3 separate regions of the Homo sapiens genome follow, and all the other regions are linked to region 3. The links are chromatin loops, found by intact Hi-C in ENCODE. Cell type or tissue: PC-3. All regions are shown on one strand. Links, peaks and the distances in the headings refer to the core of each region. The heading gives the core; the rest is flanking DNA.

The links. Peaks named below come from ENCODE experiments on the same cell type or tissue, not always from the same donor. Only the 100,000 strongest peaks of a DNase experiment are listed, where the experiment ranks them.
Region 1: a loop joins it to region 3, with 5 times the contacts of the local background. A loop is called at or near these places in 8 of 110 quality-filtered maps.
Region 2: it touches region 3 in a loop (20-fold over the local background); 38 of 110 quality-filtered maps call a loop at or near these places.

What each region holds. Positions count from the first base shown.
Region 1 is chr5:11,046,021-11,052,023 of GRCh38, forward strand. All of the region lies in intron 16 of CTNND2 (catenin delta 2), which reads right to left. Among named protein-coding and RNA genes, the nearest start is that of CTD-2154B17.1, 260 kb to the left of the region's middle. In PC-3, for the core only: CTCF peaks have their summits at 2,964 (motif pointing right) and 3,166; DNase peaks (open chromatin) are centred at 1,241 and 4,731; H3K27ac peaks cover 1,098 bases.
Region 2 is chr5:11,179,491-11,185,493 of GRCh38, forward strand. All of the region lies in intron 11 of CTNND2 (catenin delta 2), which reads right to left. Among named protein-coding and RNA genes, the nearest start is that of CTD-2154B17.1, 400 kb to the left of the region's middle. In PC-3, for the core only: CTCF peaks have their summits at 3,394 (motif pointing left) and 3,597; a DNase peak (open chromatin) is centred at 3,401.
Region 3 is chr5:10,692,364-10,698,366 of GRCh38, forward strand. All of the region lies in intron 2 of DAP (death associated protein), which reads right to left. Among named protein-coding and RNA genes, the nearest start is that of DAP-DT, 66 kb to the right of the region's middle. RefSeq lists a silencer at 2,925-2,984. In PC-3, for the core only: a CTCF peak has its summit at 2,860 (motif pointing right); a DNase peak (open chromatin) is centred at 2,898; H3K27ac peaks cover 1,952 bases.

The sequences.
Region 1 (6,003 bases), core at 396-5,395, 350 kb after region 3:
GCTGTTGGGGCTACTTGGTGTGGGATGGGGTGGAAACGGGTATGCTGCCGGTTCTGGGTTGAATTGTTACCCCCTCACCAAAATTCTTATGTTGATATCCTAACCCCCAGTCCCTCAGAATGCGGCCTTATGTAGCAACAGGGTCATTGCTGATGTAATTAGTTAAGAGGTCATACTGGAGTGGGGTGGGCTCCTAATCCAATATGACAGAGATCCTTACAGAAAGGGGAAATTTGGATCCAGAGATAGATGCACACAAGGAAAGCACCATGTGAAGATGAAGCAGAGATTGAGGCGATGCTTCTACAAGCCAAGGAACGCCATCTATTGACAGCAAATCAGCAGAAGCGAGGGCGGCAGCCTAGGACAGATTGTCCCTCACAGCCTTCCAAGGCAATCGACCCTGTGACACGCTAATCTGAAACTTCCTGCCTCCAGCACATTTAACCCATGCAGTTAGGGGCACTTTGTTATAGGAACCCTATTAAACCAACACACTGCTTGACTTTTGGGTTTAGGTACGTTTCAGAGCTGCTACTTTGAAGAAGAGACCACAAAGAACAGTTCTATTTTGCTTTATTTGACAAATAATCATGTCTCATCAGTCATATGGAATCCCACGGAATTTGCCATTTCACTTTTAACGCTGTCTGAAATCTCATTGAATGATATCTCAACTTGGTATTTAAGACCAAATAAGCAAAAGCAAATAAATAAAATAAATAAAAATGATGCTTCAGTTAATCACATTGGCTGCCATCATCACTGTCACTACCACTGGATTCTGTTTTGTCCAAATCTGTTAAAACAAAACAAAACAAAACAAAACAAACAACAACAAAAAAACAGGCTTCAAGCTCCCTGGAGTTAACAAAGCACAGAGCCAGCACTGACGAAATGGCAAGCTCAAGACCAATTTCTCTAGAAAGTCCTTGACAGCCACAGAAAGCCCATGCGTTTTCATGGGCATAATCACCAACATTATTGGGGACAGAAAATAAAGTTTAAAATTCTGTCATCAGTGACTCTTCTCAGCAGAGCCTCCTCATGAATTTCCGGAGGGTTAATGAGCTGAGTTTCATGACCGTGAGTGCCTCTGTGAAAGCCATGCTTCTCTCAGAGAGATGAGTGTGCACACAGGCTCTTCATCTTGGAAATGAAAGATTACTTGCACATGGCACTCCGGCTGCTTCAGAAAGCAGGGAAAGCTGCCAGTACACACCTCTGCCTGTCCAGGAGGATGATGTCACAGGAAGCGGGACTGGGCAACTGGTTCTACAGGAACGCAGGGACCCAATCACATCACATACAGTTCCCCACCAACAGCGATGGCAAAAATGCCTTTTGTATTGTTTTCCCACGTAAAAGGCATTGTTTTGGGGTCTGAGTTTAAACCAAAGAGACACAATTATCCACCAAGGGGTGTGCTGGCTAGGGAAGGGACGGAGAGAGGGACAGGATATGTGTATATTTAGGGGTATAAAGAGTATGGCTCCATGTCTACATACACACAGATGCACAGATACATGCATACATATGTGCCGTGACTTTCGTTTATCAGCAGGTCAATAAAAACATAGAAAGATCAGTGTATTCCATTGCTTGCTGCTCTGGTATAGGTCCAGCGTCACCCTAATAAATACAAATCACATACTTCAATCCTAGCAGAAGTAGGCTGGGGGCACAAGACTGTGAGTGCCATTTTTTCTGTTGACCATGTCATGTCGCTAGCTCCCTCTTGCTTACCAGGTAAAATACCAGCTCTTGGGACTGGCCAACAGGACCCCTGCAGGGCTGGGGAGCTGCTGTGTTCCTAGCAGGTGACCCTGCTTGTAATTTTGTAAATATGCTCCAGGAGATGGGACTCTCAGGTTTAAGTCCTGTTGTTTTCGCTTCCTGCATTGTTTGCTCCTTTGTCTGGTTAACTTCAACTTCTCCGGGCTCAATTCAGGGGTTCCACCATTTAGGGAGGCTTTCCTAAATCGCTCCTCCCAAAGCTGCTTCTGCTGGCCGCTTCACCATCCCCAAATCCTGGCATTCCTCTAGCACAGCACAAGGGTCCATTCACTTCAGTACCCTCCTTGAGGCAAGGAAATACAGGCTCTTTATCACCTGAGCTCCCAGAACCTGGAACTGGCCTGGATCAAGGTCCATGTTCTACAAACACTGCCCTGAATGAAGTGTCATCCAATCTCTGCATCTACTTAGCCATGAACAAATAAAACAGGACCCCACCCAAACCAAACCATGGCAAACAGTCAGGTATCCCAAGGTAGTTTCTAAGACTGAAGCATAAGCTATTCCCTGAGTGAGGGTAGCTGCCTTCAGAGATTTACATGATCTCAAATATTAGTCCTAAATTTAATGTGATATTGTTTTATTTCCCCATAAAAATCTTGCATGCATATATTTTTAGGTACTGCATTTAGTTGCCTGGGAAACAGCAGGGTCTGTGCAGAGAGAAGGAAATGTTTCAGAGAGCGTTAGCCACAGAAGAGTTTCTGGAATATTCTCTAATGGTGCAACCATCCACCCCATGGATGCATAACTTAAACAGTTGAGCCATGTAACATCCCTGCCCCACACTGCCCCTGTGTTGAGCTGACAGGTAGAGTCATCTATGGCAACTCAAGCACAGATTTGTAGAGGGTCACAGCAGTGCTATATCCAGCTAGTGTCATTTGGCTGGATTGCATACTAGACTTGTGATTTTCACATATGTGTAGACATAATCTATGCCTACTGAAAAAGATTGGAAGGAATAGTTCTTTTGGAGAAAGACAGAATTTGCCAGGTTTCCAGGTCTCCTTGAGAGACGTCTGTACAAGATCTGGAGCCGGGTTCCTCCAGCTTGGCACTGTTGATATTTTGGGCTGGACCATGCTGTGTTGTGAGGCTGTCCCATAGCCTGCAGGACAGACAGCAGCAGCTCTGGCCTCCACCCACTAGGTGCCAGTAGCACCCTCCCATCCACACCAGTTGTGACAACAAAAAATGTTTTCTGATATTGCTAAATATCTCCTGGGGGACAAAATTGCCCCATGTTGAAAGCTATTGCTCTAGAGATTCCGAGGTAAGACGAGGTCACTGCTGGAAATGGGGGAAGGTAAGTCACCTTCTGAAAGTCAAGGGATGGGCATTTCAAGGAGCTAAAGGGAGGATCCTTTTTGCTAAAGCCTCCTGATATCTATTCCATACTTCTCACCTGCCTCAATAACCTCCTAAGCTCCTGGAACGTCATGCCTCATGGGCTTTTGGAGGCTTTTGTGTGATTAGAGGGGAGGACAAGGGTGTGATTTGGTAAAACTGACATAATACAAATTGCTTGTCAAATTTCCTCTCACTTGTCTGTGGAGTGCAATAGTAGGAACATTTGCACAGAGAAAAATAAATGTCTAAACATGCATTGGCACAGACAGTACACTAACTTTCAACCTAATGAAAGAAACCTAATGAATGAAAATGTAAGGCTTGCCAAATGTGTTATGATAACTCTCCAGTGCCAAGGAAATATCACCCTCCCCACGGATACCCTGGCAAGCCTGCGAGTTTACCCCAGTCAGCAGGTGCACCAACCATCTCCCCTGCATTGTAGGTGAGTGTATCTATCCCTCATTACAAGGCTTCTTGAAATTCCTTCTGAACTTTCTTTCTGGAAATGCTATCCATTATCCAGGCACCCAAACCCACCCCTTTGTGCATGGAATGTGTCCAATAAATAACTGGGTTTCATACCACTTGTGCAAAAGCAACATAAAAAGTGCTTTTTCCTTAAGGGGAAATATCTCACCATTTATACCTCCTGGGAGTTAGTAGTTTCATTTAAATACTAACTTTGTAAGCCACAAGCAATTCGCTGTCTTAGTGGAGGGAAATACTCTTCTGTCCATGTTGCTACATACAGACTACTGTTAACAAATAAGAATGGAGATATTTCCAGTGCCAGGCTCATAGTAGTGCCCAACCAATTTCAGTGAAGGAGTCTAGCAAGTTGAACAAAGTGCTACTTCAATAATCTATTCCTGAAAACTTGTTTTTAATGTGGTTTAGAGGATACAATTGTGCATGTATATTTTAGCCTATGGAATTTTAACTGGATGCTCTTTCTTCTTCCCTTTCTACCAATTTCTGGTAGATTTCTTTCTACTTTCAAGCCATGTTCTTTTTCCACCCAGGTCTATTGGTCCCTAGGCCTTGAGACCCAGAGTCAATAACACCTTCCCTACAAGAAACACACCCAGAAGTGTCCACCACCTCAGGTCCCAGTGAAAAGAGGTCCAAGGAGATACTAAGCTACGTTCAATGTTTCCCTTTGGTTAACTGCCTGCTTCTTACATTTCCACAATGATTTCCTTTACAATTTGTATCTACTGCTACAAATGGCTTATAGATGTAGTACCAGAAGGAGAAAAACTAATAATAGATAATTTTCTCAAAATTACCTGGCTATATTTAGTTTCATGACAATTAACTAAAAACTAATTTAAAATAAAGTATAATTTGGAACCAGAGCTCTATTACGTTATAACTCTCACATATGTCCCCATGGAGAGACTGAATATGCAAATGGACAATGGTCAGACAATGCATAAAAACAGAACTTTGACCCACAACCTGAGCATCCTGCCCAGGAAACCAACTCCTTACCTGTAATAAGCAACTCAGGAAGCAAGCCTGCTATTAGTTTCACAGAAAGACAGATTGCCATCTCTATTCAGAACTTGTGCAACATTTGGCCCCAGATGGCCAGGACGTGATTCATAAATGAAAGCTTCCCTAGTTTTTGTCTCTGCTTCCAACTGAGGACCAACCAGAGAAGGCCAGGCATACACCCCAACCAATCACCAGGGGTGCTCCACTTCTGGTTGGCTCATAACATCTCCGTGCTATCAGCTTCCAATTAGGGCACAACTGAAGCTTCCCTTTTCTCCACTATAATATTTACCACTCTTCTGCCTTTAAGTCTCTGCCAAAACACAAGTGATAATGGCCAGCCCCCTTGCTATAGGAAGCTCAGAATAGACAGCCTTTGCTTTTCTCCTTTGGTTGTTTATTTCCACAAAGCCTGCCCTACCAGAACAAAAGCGCATTCATTCTTAGTAAATTGCTAGTGAATTTCCTTCTCAAGGGTCTCAAAAAGGCTCTTTATTAACATATACTGCCATCTCTAGGATGCAGTACATTTGCCCAATGGCCAGAGCTCTAGTGGGTATGGGTACCTATGAAGCTTAGATCATGCAGAGAGATATGAGTTAACCAAAATAGAAGAGAATTTTGGGTGGGGGACAAGCAATTAGCTATATCAGAATTTGGCTGGGGCAATAAGAATATAAAAATGGAGACACAGCTCCCTGGTTAATTTTAGTAGCCTTGTAGAAATTTGAGATAAACTGACAAGAACCCTGGCCTTCATTGACAAGAGCTTTAGCTGCATTGTAAGCCACTGGTTCAAGCTCATGCATTTGGAACTTCTCTTGATTGTATCTACATCTCTTAGGAAAGAAGTGAGGAATAGAAAAATACAAATGTTTGAGACTAATAAAGAAGTATGTAAGATATGAAAATTCATCTAATAACTGAGAAATCAGAATTGCAAAAGATTTTTCATGAGAGTTGAGTCATTTCCTCTAATTTTTAGAATTAGGTTTCTTTTTTTAAAGCTATAGATCTTGTAATACCTGTTCTCTATGAAATTAGAGCATGAATATCCACCAACTATTCATTAAACAAATATGTATTGATAGTCTGATATTTTGTTGGCCTTGGACTTAATCAAAAGGCAAGTAAGAGTGGCATGATCAGATCTTGTGTCCCAAAGCAACTGAGAATAAACTTCAAAATAAAATTTGATTTTAAAAATACTAAATTTTTGTTTATTGCTTCTTCACTACGTAACGTTGTGCGTTTAATAAGCACTGTCTGCCTGCCATGTTTATCTTCTATGAGTTCCCACAGCACTTAAAGCATGCACGGTAATCCCAGTGTTTGTGACTATGTAAATGT
Region 2 (6,003 bases), core at 396-5,395, 490 kb after region 3:
ATTACAGGCATAAGCCACTATGCCTGGACTAAATATACATATTTATCTGTACCTAACCCTGACATTCTATAATGTCTCCATTTTTAGTTATCTTCACAAAGGAGATAGGAGATATATTTGTTATAAGAGATATGGTTTTAAAAAATCATTTTCTGACCTCCACTTCTAAAAGTTAGTAAATTTGAGGGCTGAGGACCTATTGACACCTCAACCCTCTTATTAAAGGCTTAAATGACTCTCAGAATAGATAACCCTGGATATTATATAATATTTAAAAAAATATGTAATTGGCTTGGAGAAAGCAGGTATTTGTATTCCAAAATGATGCTGCGTAAACATGGAAGAACTTTTGGTTTGGTGCTTATTACATTAACCTTTTAATATTTCCTTCTCAACCTAACATGGGGATAACAATGACACACATTTTATTTGCTGGAAATAATAAACTAAAGGCTCTGCTCATTGAAGAAATAACTCACAGCAATGACCTTCATTGAGGGATCGCTGAGGCTAGAGCACTAATTCTGTAACTAGCAATAAAAACAGGGTTGATATGGTTTGCTCTGGGTCCCCACCCAAATCTCATCTCGAATTGTAAGCCCCATGTGTTGAGGGAGGGACCTGGTGGGAGGTGACTGCATCATGGGGGGTGGTTTCCCCCATGCTGTTCTTGTGATAGTGAGTGAATTCTCATGAGATCCAGTGGTTTTAAAGTGGGGCACTTCCCCCGCATCGCTCTCTCTCTCTCTCCTCCACTATGCTTCCTTTTGGCCTTCCGCTACGATTGTAAGTTTCCTGAGGACTACTCAGCCATGTGGAACTGTGAGTTAATTAAACTTCTTTCCTTTATAAATTACCCAGTCTCAGGAAGTTCTTTATAGCAGTGTGAAAACAGACTAATACAAGGGTCATGTGGCCTTAAATGTAATATGTTATTTTGGAAGCAGAGTCCTAGGTTAATATTTAAAGCATTTAAAGAAAGAAACATAATAGCGATTGGTTGAGAACTCACTTTTAAGTTTCACACACTGAAAGCACAAGCAAGGCTTATGTGCCTCACATATTGTAGAGTCTCAGCATCATGGTCCCTGCAAGCAGATGGGCTCCTCTGTTCATGTCCCTGACCCCCAAGGCAGGATGTAGAGTGAAGAAGGACCTCACTTATCCTGCTGGGGACAGGGTCTGTAACACTGATCTCTTTTCCATATTTGCCCTAGGGCTTAGCTGAGCAACACACTCTAGATCCTGCTACCTCGTAGAAAACAGTGAAAATGTGATCTGGCTCTTTAGAGAACCAAACTGAAATACATCACTCCTAACGATGCCAACTGGCAACTCCTATAAAGAGTTCCCATGTAGCAGGGATGCTGGCTCCCATCTGAGTTGATGTCTCTGTCCTCTTCAGAGTTCAGACAGGGCTGAGCACTCCCGGTTGCCTGAGGATGTGGAGCTGACAGAGTCTACTAGTATGTGGGCCCGGAGGTTCTGGGGAAGAACCAAGTCTGTGCACTTGAGGTCTGGGATGTGTTTGGGCAGGTTAGGCAGGCTGGGCAGAGGCTGACTGGTGGGGCAGGAAAAGCTCCTAGGAGGGAACTGATGTGAATGCAAACCAGCCAGCGGGTACCAGGAGCAGGGTGCAGTGGCGGGGAGGGTGGACCCAATGACTGGAGTGGGAGCCATTATTTGACTCGCCCTTAGCCCAGCAACAGAGAGGCAAGTCTCAATTCCCGGGAAAGAGGCTAAGGTGGGAAAAGCTCTTTCTGTAATGCCTGGGGTATAAGAAGTGCTCTTCAGGGATTCTAGTACAAATTGTAATGCAAGGGGCAGTGAGCCATTCTTTCTCTCTGGCTTACCTACTACCTCATAGCTGCAGTCTCCTGGGGGCTCAGGGTAGACACATGTGGGGCCACTTTGCCCGGGAAGCAGCAGGTGAGATGGCGACAACCAGCAGAGCACACAGGCTGTGCCCCGGGGAGCCATGGTGACCAGCTGAGAGAACTGCAAGCTCTAAAAGCACTGTGGAAGCTTCTGCCAAGCCCAGTGTATAGAACAGATACACAAAGAAGTCGGGGATAGTAGTGCTTCCAGTGTGGAACTGCGTCTGGTAGAGCAGGATGGTAGGGAGGGCTGTGTGATAGCCAAAAACCCAGGAGGCTCCGTGTGTATGTGTGTGTGTGTGTCTGTGTGTGTGTCTGTGTGGTGTGTGTGTGGTGTATGCGTGTGGTGTGTGTGTGTGTTATGTGTGGCATGTGTGTGTGGATGTGTGTATGTGTGTGTGTGTGTGTCTGTGTGTGTGTCTGTGTGGTGTGTGTGTGGTGAATGCGTGTGGTGTGTGTGTGTATGTGTGGCATGTGTGTGTGGATGTGTGTGTGTGTTATGTGTGGCGTGTGTGCATGGATGTGTGTGGTGTGTATGTGTGGTGTGTGTGGAGGCTATGTGTGTGGTGTGTGTGTGGGGGGGTGCGTGGTATCTGTGTAGTATGTGTGTGGTGTGTGTGTAGTATGTGTGTGGTGTGTGGGTGTGTGTGGCGTGTGTGATGTATGTGTGGTGTGTGTGGGGTGTGTGTGGGGGGTGTGTGTGGTGTGTGTGGTATGTGTGGGGTGTGTGTGGATGGAGTGTGTGTGTGGTGTGTGTGTGGATGGGGTGTGTGTGTGTGGATGGGGTGTGTGTGTGGTGTGAGTGGGCGTGTGGTGTGTGTGGGGTATGTGTGTGTGGGTGTGTGTGTAGTGTGTGTGTGGTATATGTGTGTGGTGTGTACGTGTGTAGTGTGTGCATGCACACACCCGGGCATGTATGTTCATGCCTGCATGTGCTGGTCTGTGTGGGTATGCCTACATTGCACAGGTATGTTTGCATGCACCCACCTTCGTGTGCACATCTAAGAGTGTGCACACCTGTATATATATGTCTGTGTGTGCAAGTAAAGTTAGTGACTTAGTTTTTGGAGGAGAGGGATGGATGTGAGACACTTGGTTTTAAGTAAATTTGCCTCAACTTCAACCTCTCTCTTCCCCCATCCATGTCTAGGTAGCTTTTCCACTGCCCACGATGGCTTCAAAACTCTTAATTGCAGGTGATTGCCCTCAACTTCCCGCCCTCAACTTCCCACCCGCAACTCTTACTACTAGCCATGTCCCCCAAGGATTGGGTAATACTATCTTTGTATAAAAGAGATACAGCAAAAGAAACTGGCAACAGTCAATGGGGAGAAGCAATGCCAAGGGTAGCTGTGGGCTGTTGTCCTTGCAAATTTCATATGACTGACAGACTTTCTGTGGCCTAATGATTTTTTAAAAGGTAATTTGCATAGATATAGCTGTTTCCATAGCAACTCAGATTGTGTTTCATTACACTGCAGCCCTAATGGCAAGCAGCTTTAGGAAAGCTACCTAGAGATGGTGAGGGAGCCCCCTGGAGGTAAAGGGAATTTTAGTAAGATCCTGGTATTTGGAGTTTGGATCAGCAAATTTTAGAGATATTCCTTTCCATTCACTAAGCATGTGGCTTATCTAATCAGACATAGTGTTTGCTTTTGGGAGAGTTGCCCTTCTGAGATCACCTGATCATTTCCTTCTTTTCAATCCCATTTTCATTAGATTCAAATTATAAATACCTAGCCATGCTCAATGTGAAGTTTATACATGACAAAAAAATTTCACATCTGTGTTTATACACTTCAATAACTAAGTTAATAGCAAGGGCAGTTTTGCAGAAAATTATTAAATTGATAGACTGCTTGAAAATCCTAAATGATCCATGTTCATCTCATAACTACAACTGTATGTTAAATACAAATTTCTATCTCCTGTTAATTTAACGAAGCCTTAGGAAGTCTCCTGAAAAAGGCATGGAAAGTAAGGCATATTAACATGCCCCTCCACCCATACGTGTCCTTAATAAAGGATGCACGTGATTGGCTGTGCATAAGTGATTACACAGATCAGAAAATGCCCCAAGGTCAAAAGTAGAGAGGATGGCATCGACACTCTCCAGCTAGCGGGTACAGATACCCAGCAGCTAAGGCCCCACTGCTAAAGAAGAGCAAATCAATTTAGTTTCTTTTTTTTTTGGTTTTTTTTTTTTTGAGACCAAGTTTTGCTCCTGTTGCCCAGGCTAGAGTGCAGTGGTGCAATCTCAGCTCACTGCAACCTCCGCCTCCTGGGTTCAAGTGATTCTCCTGCCTCAGCCTCCTGACTAGCTGAGATTACAGGTGCCTGCCACCGTGCCTGGCTAATTTTTTGTATTTTTAGTAGAGACAGGGTTTTATCATGTTGGCCAGGCTGGTCTCGAACCCCTGACCTCAAGTGATCCAATTGCCTCGGCCTCCCAAAGTGCTGGGATTACAGGCTTGAGCCACCGCGCCTGGCCTAGTTTTGTGTACTCTCTCTCTTTCTCACTCGCTCATGCTGTCTCTCTCTGTCCCTCCCTCTTTCTCTTTCTCTCAAACTCTTTTCTTTCATTACCACAAGCATGCGTAGAACCAATATAAAATTAAACATCTGCTTCAAAACTGCAAACTCACTTAAAAGGCAAAGACTGAAACATAACAAAAACCGCTAAAGTTAATGTCCAAGACTTCTTTTGGTTAATAAAAGTGTTTCTGAATGCTTTGAAATCAGTATCTCGCAGTCTTAGATTTCCATGCATATTACTGCCTCTCACTAACGATGGAGGGGAATAATTTTTAAGAATAAAGGATGGGGGATGGTTCTTTCTAATCTAAAAAGAATCATTTGACATAAAATGTGAGAAATGAAAGTAGCCTTTTTTCTACTGATACCTGTGAATGCAAATGTGGTTCACTGTTAAGTATATCTGGAAACCAGATAAGAGCGCATGTTTATGTTTGCTTTTAATTAACTGCACAGATAAGCCTCAGAAAATAAATTTGTGAACAGAGCAGGTATGCCACTTGAAAACAGAATTGCACTTATGAATTAAAATCCATTTTCTCAAAAAAAAATCCAACATGCATGAAAGCCAAATACTATGTAGGGCAAGCAGCTCTTTTAACTAATATGTATCATAATTTTAAGTGCTAACTGTGTTTGCTATAGACTGCTGTACTTGAAGTACTGAATGCTTTTATGCTCAAGGTTCCATGGTTTTTAAATTGCCTGAAAATATGTCCTAACTTTTAAGTTGGCCGACTGTCATTTGCATAGTAGATTAATCCTTGTTCACTATTGTGAATTAATAGTCTGTGGAATTATTTTGTCTCATCAACGAGGACACAGCTGACTCTGGGTGTGTCCCTAGCAATTTTTGTGTGAAGTGAATCAAGTTATGTAGAAACTTATCAAGCACGTTCCTCATTATTCCTTCCACCCAAAGGCCCTTAACTTCTAGAAGAATTGTAGATTAAAAGGCAAATATGGATGGAAGGAGAAGACCAGACTGTTTGAACCCGCAGCACTCGGACTCAATGCAAGGAGAGTGGCAAGCAGATATGCAGAAGGAAGCTGCTTTGCGCAGGAGTGCTTGTGCCTTAGTCTGAGCAGGTGTGCAAGAACACACATGCCCACCCCTGCATGCACACGGATGACTCAGTTCTCAATCCATTCTTATTAAAGAAGCATGCAAAGAGAGTTTGCCCCTGTAACCTTCGTGGCCCATGTTTTATTCTCCTGCTCCCATTACCTGCACGCCAAACCCATATGCATCTTTAAAACCCATTTCAAATGTTGCTTTCTTCATAAAGTCTTCCTTGATCTCTTCAACTGAAGTTTCTCTTTCCTCCTCTAAGCTCCTCTGGCCCTCTCTCCATGCTTTTCTTATAGAACAGTTCTCTATCTCCCTCTCCCTAACTCAGTGGACTGCTCCTGGAGAACAGAGCTCACATCTACATCATTTCCATATGCTCTTGTCTACCCTGACTGAGCAACCTTGTAGTGCTGCTCAGGCATCTATTGTGAACTGGAGAAGAAAGAAGGAAGACAAGAAGGTCACCTTCTAAGCAGTCCCATTTCCTGACTTCTCTGGGATTACAGGCCTCATGATACA
Region 3 (6,003 bases), core at 482-5,481:
GGTTCCCTACCAGGCAGACGGCTGCTGCAATCTATACCTTCATCCTTTCGCAGTTGAGAGCTTAAGGGCCTTCAGTGGGGGCCGCCTGGATGTCTCCCAGGTGGGCCGGATTCTGTCTCCCTGCACTTAGTCCAGCGCCCATCCCAAGTCTAACGCTCTTCCACAGGACAGTCCTTTGGTATTTGAAGAAGGCTACCACAAGCCCCCAGAACATCCCTTTCCCAGACTCAAAGGCATGATTTCAAATTCCTTCACTCTCTCAGCTATTCTCCCAACTGCATTCCAGTGCGGTTTCTAGAGTTTTGCCTAGAACTGTACGCGACACCCCACATGTACCTACTCAGTCCCCACAGGACACCGATATTGCAATAATACTTTCCCCTGGGCTACAGAGAGCAGGTCAGCCAGGAAATGAATCCGGGCTCCCCAAAAGGACCGATTGCTAGTAATCTTCAAATAGGACTGCTACTGACAGGCAACTTGTGAACAAAGTAATTTGTATCTGCTGCCCTGCTCCAGCCTGGCTCACCACAGCTAGTTTTGTGGGGTCCTTACCCTTCTTCCCTTAACCCTGGAGAGCTTCTGCACTCTTAGAAAAATGCAGTGCCCTTCTTCACCCCAAAATAGGATTCTGTGCAACAGGGAGGGTCCGATGTGCATCTGACTGGTCAGCCTCTTCCTTCCCAAGCATCCTGGTAGGGATTAGGGTCAGCTTAGTTACCACGAAGGTGAATTCTGGGATGGGGAGAAACATGCACACGCACACACACACACACACACACACACACACGTGCGTAGTAGTAGTGAAACTGGGAATCTGGTCAAATCTCTGATCCCACTGAAAGTAATCAAAATGGCAGCAAAGGCATTACTGGAGAGTTGTACGTAACAGAATCATTTTCATGTTAGTTTTGACCTGGGTTCATGGAAGTCTACTCAAGTTATCCTCTGCAAATGCTGTCTCCTTTTCATGTAAATGTACTCTATCAGCAGGAAGCATGTACACAGAAGGCAGGGACACATGGCCTTTAATAAGCCACTGGTGCTCTATTTTCCCTAAAGGATAGAAATGATCTCAGGTTGATAAAAGCTACTGTTTATCAATCACCACTATGTACTATGGACCAGGTGCTGAGTTAGGCGCTCCCCTTAGAAGTGCTGTATCTAACTCTCTTGGTCCTGTGAGGCAGGAACTGTCCATTTCACAGATTGGAATGGTAAATCAGAAAGGACCAGTCATTTGCCCAAGGGTTGCACAGTAATAAGTGCTGGGAACCAGACTTGGAACGAGGGCTGTATAGTGCATGTAATCTTGGCTCCAAGCCCAGTCCCCTCATTTTAAAGCAGAGTTTTAGCTTGTCTTCTGTATATGATTTAGAGATGCAGAGTTTTAAGGTAAGCAATCTAAATGTAACCTGAGGGTCCTTTATTCAACCAGACAGTACAATATATTCAAATCTACCTAAAGATTTACTTTCTGACTTGATAGTGGATTTTTTTTCCTGAAAAATGATCACTTATGTCTCTAGCATTTAACTAGCATACAAAGCACTTCCACATAAATCATTAGCTCATCTGAGTTCCTTCGGCAGGTGATGTTCTATTTTACGGAGGAAGAAATGGTGCCTCAGAGAGGCTGGAACCTTGCTTGGGGTCCTGGGGGTGGAGCCCGGGAGGAAGCGCAAGGGCTGTGCTCTTCAGTCGGGTCGTCTGAGATCTCCACCATCTCAGACGACTCTGTTCCTCAGTCTCGGGAACAAAATGCAGGGGAGGCTTCAAACCATTTAACAGATTCGAGGCAGCCGACAGGGCCAGAGACGATTCAGAACCACGCAAAGGAGGGACCGTGGCAAATGGACACCATGAGTGTGGGCTAGAGTGTTGGATGATCCGGGTTCAAATCCTGACTCTGCCAGGGACAAGCTGGTGAGCTGGTGGTTGACTTTTCTGAGGCTTAGTTTCCTTGTCTATAAAACTGGACAGCAACAGACCCTACCTTCTTAGGTGACTCTATATATGTGCATACACACACACACACACACACACGCACATACACACAGCAGAAAGCAACAGATTCTAAACAGGGTCGAAACACAGTTTCCAAATTTGCTTCTAGGCTGCCTGGCGGGCTCTGTGCTTTCCTGAGGAGGGTGGGCAAAGAGACTGCTTTTCCAGGGTAATGACCTTGAGAACTGGGCCGCACCTCAAATCAAACCCTCTGTCAGTGCAGAAGAAGAGGCCCTTGGGCCTCACCCACTGTGTGCTGATGAAAGGTAGTCACAGTGTGTGCTTAGCACTTGTGTAACAGAGAGGACACGACACTAGAGCACTGCAGTGGGAGGACAGGGTACCCTCGATCAGCTTCTGCCCATACAAAGTGAATGGGGCTGGGGGCTCTTCTCATGCACTGATGAAGGGGGTGACATAGGTTGTGGCCCAGCACATGCGCTCATTGACCGGGAAAAGCAGTCTCCTCAGGAAAGCACAGAGCCTGCAGGGCAGCCTAGAAGCAAATTCCAAAACTCTTGTTTTGACTCTGCTCAGAATCCATAGCTTTGTGCTTCCAGAGTTTACAGAAAATATATTCCCAGCTGGGGTGACTTTTTAAACATTTCCCAGTAAGTCGATGGAAAACAAATCCGTTCCTGCCATTTTTAGTTCTTGAAATACCTTCTTGGCTTGGTCTTAATTTATTTGGGCTATTAATTTTCTGGACAGCAAAATAATAATTAGCATGGCTGGTGAGCAGAGGGAAACGTCTCACTCGATTGCACCCAGACATTTCTGGATAACATCATTCTTCAGAGTGTGACAGTCGAGGCTGTCTCCCTCCTTCAGCCTGGCTTCAGCACTGACAACATTTCCACAAGATGGCACTGCTGGTCCTCTCAGCCCGCGAACGCTCCGGCCAGCTCAGCCACCTCAAGGAGAAATGGAAGCCGGCCAGGCACTGCGGGCGAGGGCTGCTGGCACCTGGGCACGAGGGTGCCCCTTCTCCCCAGGAGTGGCTAATTGTCACGAGTCTGACCAAAGGCATATAAAACTCAACTTCAGTGTCGTAAACACAATTCTAAACCCGAGAGAAAATAATCTGGAACCTAATTCCTTCTAAATTTGGCATAAGAAATTTATAACATTTTTCAAAAGGGCACAACCAGAGGTGCTTTTCTAGGTGAGAATGCTTGAGCTCATGTTCACATTGGTCTAACAGCACCTTCTTTGCAGTGAGATGCTGTTTTCATACAACTGGAATCAGCCTTCAAATCCTTCAGTGAAGAGGCTGGGACGGCAATCTGCCCCTTCCTCAGAACTACTGCTTCCAGGACACTGTGATTTCAGGACAAAACTTCATCTCAACCTGTTCTTCTGGGTCTGGGCCAGGTCTGGGTCTGTGTGGGAAGGATGCTCTCATTTGGGGGTTCTGAAATATTTCTCTCCAGGTAGCATTCCACCCACAGATATTTGGCTAATTGTTGATCCAGATGTCAAAACTTCACAGAGATTTTTTTTTTTTTTTAGTTAGGAAAGGCTAAACCCCCAAGTTCTGAGTGTGTTGGGTGAATAGGGCTCATCAGTAGATGACGTGTTCCACACTCTGCATGTAGTGTGAAAGCCACAGACTGGGAGTCTGGTTTAAACAGGAGGGAACCTTCATTTTCCCTCTAGACACAGCTCCAGAAAGCTCCTGTGTGCCCAGCACTCTTCCCATTCCAGACCACTTCAGTTTCTGGCGTGTGGATCTTCCCTCCCCCTCCTCCTGCTCTTCCCTATTGTACCCCTTTCCCTGGATGCAAAGAAGGGGAAATAACAACAGGAAGTGTTAATTACCCTTCTCACATCTTATGGATTTAATACGTAGTGATGGTCCTGGGCCACTGAGAGTCTCAAAATTCATCACATATACAGAAGCGACCACATCTGAGGGGCACAGCCCAGGCACCACTTCCTGAAAGTGAGCCAGGGAATAGGGGGTGTGGCGGGGGGGAGGCTTCAGCCTGGTGTAGAAATCCCAGACATTCTGCTGCCATCTCCACAGGAGTCATAGGCGATTCAGAACCACAGACAAAAGCAGTGTCATGGCACGTTTGAGGGCTTGGGCTTAGGAAATAGATGGTTCTGGGGTTGAATCTCAGTTCAGATGAGCAGCCTCTCAAAGCCTCAGTGTCCATCTGTAAGATGGGAATGATTCCTACTTTGTAGAATAGGGAGTTTAAAGAAAATAATGTATTCACTGTGCTTGGAATAGGCCTCCACTGACAAGCTCATGTTTAGTGGCAATAAGTAATGAATTAGTTTCCTATGTAAAGACAGTCTAGAAATTGCTTTTTGTCTTCTAAAGCATAACACTTCCTTTCTCTCTCTCTCATTTCTTTCAAGACTGGGGAATTTCAGAGTTTCTCAGGGCTTCTTTGAAGAATGCCAGCGGGCCCACCTTGAGTTTCCTCACTCCTTTGTTCTAAGCATTGCGCTGTGCCATGGCGCAGGGTTTCAGGGCATTACTATGAGAAAAGGTTCCCCCAGCACCAAAGAGTGGGAATCCCTGTCCACCTCCACTGCCAGCAGCCTGAACAATTCAAACAGTATAAAGCAGCAAAAATGACTGCTTCCTTTCCTTAATGAAATGTTCCAGAGAAGGTAACTTTTAGGAAGAATGTAGGTTATCATTAAGGGCAAGGGGCAAACTTAAAAAAAAGGGTGCATGTTTAACTACATGGCAATGTGGAACATACTGGGGGGAAGCCCGCCTAGGCTTAGCTCTAAAGCTACATTGTTGGGAGACCTTGGCTGTAGGTGGGCCATCTCTAAAGACGCTAGATCAGGCATTGGACATAGTCCTTTGCAGTATTCAGAAAGGCTCCTGGCACTGCCCTAGGAAGTGCCTGCTCACCGTGCTTTATTACATGGTTAGCTCGTTACAAGACAGATGCGCGGCTGTCCAGCAGGGCCTGAGGACAATTGGTATGATTATTAGTCTGTATAACGATCATCTATGTATTAAAAACTTTACATGTTGCTTGATTTCAGTATGTAACATTTACCCTAAAAACCGTTCCATCTTTGATTCTGAACACGTCCACGCTTTAGAGTCACTCTTTGGAATTTCAATTATGGGGAGGTGCTGGTGACTGCTTAATGCTGATTAGACAGGTGCTTTAAAAATCACTCTATTTATTGTCTATATTTTGAAATGCAATCTTCAGGCTCAAGGGTCATGTTATAAATGGTTTAATTTTTGGGAGGTGGGTGTCCATGGTTCAAAGTACAAAGTATTTTAAATAGGATAAAACTATGGTGGCTCTAAAAAGGAAAATGATCATGTAGGTAGAAAAAAATCCAACAAGACAACTGTCATTGGAATTCCTATTAGAAAGAAGTACACATTAATCCAATACAGACACCAAAAAACTCATCTGGTCTGAGTCTACTTCCATCTCCGGAAGCACAGGTGGCTGACCTTAAATGGGACCAGCTGTCACTAGGATGTTTTTGTGTCGAACCCAGCAACAGAATTAGAGAGATGCCAGAGTTAACTTGCACTGAGGATACTTTCCAGCCAGGTGTCTGGCTGGAAAGTCACAGAGCTACGCATCTAGCAAGAATCAAAGCCTGGCCTGTGAGAACCACGCACAGTGTGGACTCAGGTCAGGGACACTGCATGATGGACAAGGGCTTTCTGAATTCCTGAATTCACCAGGAATTATGTCCTTAGTCCACCTTTCCCACACACAGCAAGGGAGGGAGTTGGTGAGCTGAGAGCACAGCTACTCACCAGCCAGCCAGGCTGATGCAGTAAGTGTCCTCAGTGGTCTCTGGATCTGCAAATTCAACTGCTACCTGACTGGAAATGCTAGCTCTGGGGACCCTCCTAAGGCCCTTCCTCAGATCATACCAAGCACTTGGGCCTTTTCCAGACTTAGCAAAAAAAAAAAAAAAAAAAAAAAAAGAGAGCAAGGTCAAGTAGACAGAAAACTAAACTCACAACCAATTCTGCTTACTTTCCAA